2 separate regions of the Homo sapiens genome follow, and region 2 is linked to region 1. A link is a loop called in an ENCODE intact Hi-C map of the cell type or tissue named here. Cell type or tissue: CD14-positive monocyte. All regions are shown on one strand. Each heading gives the region's core, and the rest is flanking DNA. Links, peaks and the distances in the headings are about the cores only. Region 1 holds the start of LOC105372262 (a long non-coding RNA gene). Region 2 has its middle 13 kb from the start of RETN.

Region 1 (2,905 bases), core at 258-2,757:
ACAACCCCATCTCTGCGTCCCCTCTTAGCCTGAGGACTCCCAGCCACACATACCAGTGCCCCCAAGCTCTCCCCACCCCACTGCCACAATCCACACCAAAAAAACAGCCTAGGTTTGGGCTCCAGATCCCGAGGTTCCCGGAAGACAAAAGTGCACATCCAGGCTCTTCTCATCCCACACACCCCTTTCCTCTTCCTGTTGACTGGCTCTCTGCCTGAGTGGGGGTCCGGAAGCGGAGGGAAAGGGGTGCATGTGACTGTGATTCAGGGCCGCCCTCCTGGCCCTTCTAGGAGTGGGGCATAGGTCCTGCCCCTGGGGAGCCCCCAGTCCCAGGAGGGGCCCATCCAGTGCAGGAGCTCAAGGCTGGGAAAAGAGGGGGCCTTAGGACTATGGGTGGCAGGGAGGCTTCCATACAAATTGGTGCTGTGGGTTGGCTCAGCACTTTAGGCAGCAGCTGCCCGTGCGAAGGCTTGGAGACAGCCTGGTGTTTCAGAACTGTGTGAAGTTAAGGCACTCTGTGGAGTCTTGGAGGAAGAGGTATGGGCGTGGCTGGAGAGACCAGCTGCCAGGCCTGAGCAGGCAGGACCCTTGAACTCCAGGACATGGGAAGCTGGAGCTTTGGGCCCAGGGCAGAAGGGAGCCATGGATGGTTGTAGGCAGAGAGAAGATATGGGCAGGTGGTTGCCGTTCAGGGAAGACACAGAGGAGGGGTTTCAGGGAGACCCTAAAGGAGGCTGTCATGAAGGTCTGGTGGGGGTGAGGACCCTAAGGGGAGCTCTCATGGGGGCTGGAGTTGGGTAAATAGGGAGTGAGTGTTTCATGGGGACACGGTTTCAGTTTGGGAAGATGAGAAAGTTCCGGAGACGGATGGTGGTAATGGTTGCACAACAGTGTGAATGTGTTTCATGCTCCTGAATGGTGCACTTAGAAATGGCTACGATGGTAAATTTTATGTTATGTATATTTTGCCACAATGAAAACAAAATAAAGCGTGATCTAGGAATCATGTTTTCAAAGCAGCGCTTCTCAACCACGGTGACTCTTTCGGCGACTAGTGGCCAGAGATGCTTCTAAACATCCAACAATGCACAGGACAGCATCCCAGCGAGGAATCATCAGTCCCAAAGTCAACAGTGCAGGGTGGGAGAGACCCAGCTTTGAACACACCTCCTCCTGGAAGCCCCCCTGGATTTGACACACCTACTGCCCTTCCTCCCCACCCCTGCACCCTTTCCTTCTCCCCTTCGTAACCCCAGGAGAGGTTAAACAGGTAGGAAAGCCCAGGGCTGTGTCGGGATGGGGTTAGAGTCAGGGTCGCCAGGCTCCATCTCGTTGGGACACAGCGCCAGGCCCTGTCCCAGGTGTGGGGGTTCTGTGATTAGAGCCGCGGACGTGCCTCCGTCCTGTGCAGAGCAGAGGTTAGGGCTGGGATCAGAGCATCGTGGGGTGAGGGGATCAAGTTGTAGTTGAGCTGGGGTTACGGTCAGGGCCGGGGCTGGGATGAGAGCTCAGCTGGAGATGGTTGAGGGTTGTTGTTGCTGGACACCCTAAACTCCTTCCTGTTGAATTCTGACCTAGGTCAAACGAGGAGCGAGACGCGGCCTCCCCCAACATGCAGAGGATCCCAAATCTGAAAGAAGAACCGACACCCACAGATCTGGGGCCCACATCCGCACAATTTTCTGTTTTTCCCCCGAAGTGAGCAAGAGGCGTATTAATACCGCAGAGGGGAAGCGGGTGGGGCAGTCCCGTGACTGGGTCCTTGGGGCCCCAAAGCATCCTAGTGTTTGAGCTGAGTCTTGGCAGGAACCCAGCAGGCAGGGGGCTTTCACCCCTGGGAAGGACATGATGGGGCCGGTGGGGTTGGGCTGGGGCACCTGGGCTTGTAGAACTCAGAAACACCAAATTCCAGCTGGGCACAGTGACTCATGCCTGTAATCCCAGCACTTTGGGAGGCTGAGGCAGGAGGATCACTTGAGCCCAGGAGTTTGAGACCAGCCTGGGCAACATAGTGAGACCCCATCGCTACCAAAAATTTAAAAAATTAACCAGGCGTGGTGGTGCGTGCCTGTGGTCCCAGCTACTCAGGAGGAGAAAGTAGGAGGATCTCTTGAACCTCAGGAGGTTGAGGCTGCAGTGAGCCGAGATCGCACCACTGCACTCCAGCCTGGGAGACAGAGCGAGACCCTGTCTCTAAAAAAAAATATGGACAATTTTGTTGTATAGTTTAATTTAGTAGCAATGGTTGCTGGGCACAGGAATTTGTTTGTTTGTTTGTTTTTTGGGATCGCCCAGGCTGGAGTGCAATGGCGCAATCTCAGCTCACTGCAACTTCCGCCTCCCAGGTTCAAGCAATTCTCCTGCCTCAGCCTCCCGAGTAGCTGGGATTACAGGCACCTGGAACCACTTCTGGCTAATTTTTGCACTTTTCGGTAGAGACGGGGTTTCACTGTGTTGGCCAGGCTGGTCTCAAACTCCTGACCTCAGGTGATCTACTCGCCTCAGCCTCCCAAAGTGTTGGGATGACAGGTATGAGCCACCACGCCCAGCCGGACACAGTTCTTAGTGACTTGTGTGCATATTAACACATCTAATTTTCACCACCACCCTAGGAATTAGATGCTTTGGTGATCAATGCTGCCTTATGTGAAGCACAGAGAGGTTAGGTGACTTGCCAAAGGTCACACAGCACTTCAATGGAAGAACCAGGAATTTGAACACAGGTAGTGTGGGTCAGGCATCTGCAGCCCTAGCCACTATGCCACCTAGACTTCTATATACTAAGACCCCTTGGCACTTTGCCCACCCTCCTCATCCTTCCCAAAATGTGTCCCCTGATCCTTAACACCCTCCCCACTCTCAACTGGGGAACTCCAAATCCCCACTCCTGGGTGGGCTACCTCCC
Region 2 (2,905 bases), core at 157-2,656, 50 kb after region 1:
GAGACCAAGGCAGGAGGATCCGTTGAGCTCAAGAGTTTGAGTTCAGCCTGGGCAACACAGGAAAACCCCCGTCTTTACAAAAACTTTTTAAAAATTAGCTGGGTGTGGTGGCATGCCCGTGTAATCCCAGCCACTACTTAGGAGGCCGAAGGGGGAGGATCTATTGCTTCAGCCCGGGAGTTTGTGGCTGCAGTGAGCTATGATTGCACCACTGCACTCCAGCCTAAGTGACAGACAGAGACTCTTAAAAAAAAAAAAAAAAGGGCAGGGCACGGTGGCTTATGTCTGTAATCCTAGCACTTTGGGAGGCCGAGGCGGGCAGATCATCTGGCGTCAGGAGTTCGAGGCCAACCTGGCCAATATGGTGAAACCCTGTCTCTACCAAAAGTACAAAACTTAGCTGGGTGTGATGGTGGGCACCTGTAATCCCAGCTACTCGGGAGGCTGAGGTGGGAGAATCGCTTGAATCTGGGAGGTGGAGTTTGCAGTGAGCCAAGATTGCGCCACTGCACTCCAGCCTGGGTGACAGAATGAGACTCTGTCTCAAAAAAAAAAAAAAAAAGTGGGGCACCTATATTCCCAGCACTTTGGGAAGCTGAGGCAGGAGGATGGCTTGAGGCCAAAAATTCAAAACCCGGCCTGGGCAACATAGCAAGACCCCATCTCTATGAAAAAAAAAAAAAAAAAGTCACCAGGCCAGCTAGCCTAGATTTCAGAGCCAGAATTTGTCTGATGCCATTGTCTTTACTTTTTCTTTTTCTTTTTTTTTTTTTTGAGACAGAGTCTCACTCTGTCACCCAAGCTGCAGGGCAGTGGGACAATCTCAGCTCACTGCAACCTCTGCCTCCCAGGCTCAAGCGATTCTCCTGCCTCAGCCTCCTGAGTAGCTGGGATTACAGACATCCACCACCATTTCCAGCTAATTTTTGTATTTTTAGTAGAGGTGAGGTTTCACCTTTTTGGTCAGGCTGGTCTCCAACTCCCAAGCTCAGGTGATCTGCCCACCTCAGCCTCCCAAAGTGCTGGGATTACAGTTGCGAGCCACCACGCCTGGACTGCTCTTCATTCTTTTTTCAGAACTTTCCCAGCTGCCAACAGAGACAGAAACTGAATCATCTCAGAAGTGAATGAAGGAGGCTGAGGGCGGGTGGACTGCTTGATTAGGAGTTCGAGATTTGCCTAGGCAACATGGAAAAAGCCTGTCTCTGCTAAAAATACAAAAATTAGCCGGGCGTGGTGGCACATGCCTGTAATGCCAGCTGCTTGGGAGGCTGAGGCAGGAGAATCACTTGAACCCGGGAGGCAGAGGCTGCAGCGAGCCGAGATCGCGCCACTGCACTCCAGCCTAGGTAACAGGGCGAGACTCCGCCTCAAAAAAAAAAGAAGGGAATGAAGGACACCCAAAATGGAGCCTCTGTCTGCCAGGGCTTTGCTATCCTGGCCTGCCTATCCCAGCCCTGGACACCTCATCTCTGATCCCACCAGAGCGGAACCTTCCCATTCGCAGGGCCATTTCCTTACCCAGAAACCTTTTCACAATGTTCTTGGCAGCAGCTGTTGGTCAACTGTGTTTTAAGGTTTTTGAGCAACTTTACAGAAAATAAAAGGGAAGCTACCCTCAATGTCTGGGTCTCCCCCTGGGTGGCCTCTCTTTGTCACCTTACTCATTTCCACGAGATTTCCTTGCTTCGTTGAGTTACATCACCTCCTTTTCCTGTCTGGGTCCAGGACGCCTCCTCTGCAGGTCTCCAGCACTGATTCCTTTGTCCCCGATTTCTCTGCTAGGGTCGCTGGCTTCACCATCCCACCACCACTGCTGCTGGCCCAGCCCGCAGCTTTAATTTCTCTGGACCCTCACGTTTTTGTTATTTGTGTTTTTTTTGGAGATGAGGTCTTGCTCTGTCACCCAGGCTGGAGTGCAGTGGTGCAATCACAGCTCACTGTAGCCTCCACCTCCCAGACTCAAGTGATCTTCCTGCCTCAGCCTCCCAAGTAGCTGGGTGTGTGCCACCAGGTGCAGCTACATTTTTTGTAGAGGCAGGGGTCTTGCTATATTGCCCAGGCTGGTCTCAAACTCCCAGCTTTAGATGATCCTTTCACCTCGGCCTCCCAGAGTGCTGGGATTACCAGCATGAGCCACTGCACCCGTCCTCTCATGTATTTTTTATTAATCGATTTATCTATTTACTTATTTTGAGACAGAGTCTTGCTGTACCACCCAGGCTGGAGTGCAGTGGCATGATCTCGGCCCACTGCAACCTCCACTCCCTGGGTTCAAGTGATTCTCCTGCCTCAGCCTCCCGAGTAGCTGGGATTACAGGTGCCCGCCACCATGCCTGGCTAATTTTTGTATTTTTAGTAGTGACGAGGTTTCACCGTGTTGGCCAGGCTGGTCTCGAATTCCTGACCTCAGGTGATCCACCCAACTCGGCCTCCCAAAGTGCTGGGATTACAGGCGTGAGCCACCGCACTCGGCCTCCCTCATGTATTTTTAAGCGGAACAGGTTCAAGATCACAAATGTTTTCCTCTCACTCTTTCAATGAGTTTCTATTCTAGAATCTCCTGCACGCCACAGGAAGGAGAACTCTCACCCTGTAATGCACATAAATACATGAGATCACCATTGTTCTCACCCAGTAATCAGAATCGTTAGTGATAATTAGTAATAAATTTATTTTTACTATATCTAATAAATTAGATAGTAATTACTATGGCAGCCAATCGTTCCTGGGTGCTCCCTAGATGCTTCCAAGGGAGCCACACGTGACCCTCAGGGCTGTGCCCATTCCAGGCTCTTCTGCTGAGCTCATGTAACCGCTTGCCTCAAGGCATTCCACAAATAATACATAAGTCAATGTATCACGTTGTCACTTTCTGTACAAACCAGCTAGTTCCGGAGGGAAG

The links. Peaks named below come from ENCODE experiments on the same cell type or tissue, not always from the same donor. Only the 100,000 strongest peaks of a DNase experiment are listed, where the experiment ranks them.
Region 2: it touches region 1 in a loop (7-fold over the local background); 3 of 110 quality-filtered maps call a loop at or near these places.

The regions. Positions count from the first base shown.
Region 1 is chr19:7,704,610-7,707,514 of GRCh38, reverse strand. LOC105372262 (a long non-coding RNA gene) reads left to right here and starts at 281. Exons shown (of 5, transcript XR_936296.2): 1 at 281-537; 2 at 1,021-1,270; 3 at 1,579-1,698; 4 at 2,613-2,723. RefSeq lists an enhancer at 1,950-2,019. In CD14-positive monocyte, for the core only: no CTCF peak of the experiment used is centred there; DNase peaks (open chromatin) are centred at 854, 1,734 and 2,274; H3K4me3 peaks cover 2,348 bases; H3K27ac peaks cover 2,500 bases.
Region 2 is chr19:7,654,525-7,657,429 of GRCh38, reverse strand. No RefSeq gene overlaps it. Among named protein-coding and RNA genes, the nearest start is that of RETN, 13 kb to the left of the region's middle. In CD14-positive monocyte, for the core only: no CTCF peak of the experiment used is centred there; DNase peaks (open chromatin) are centred at 1,129 and 1,589; H3K4me3 peaks cover 984 bases; H3K27ac peaks cover 2,500 bases.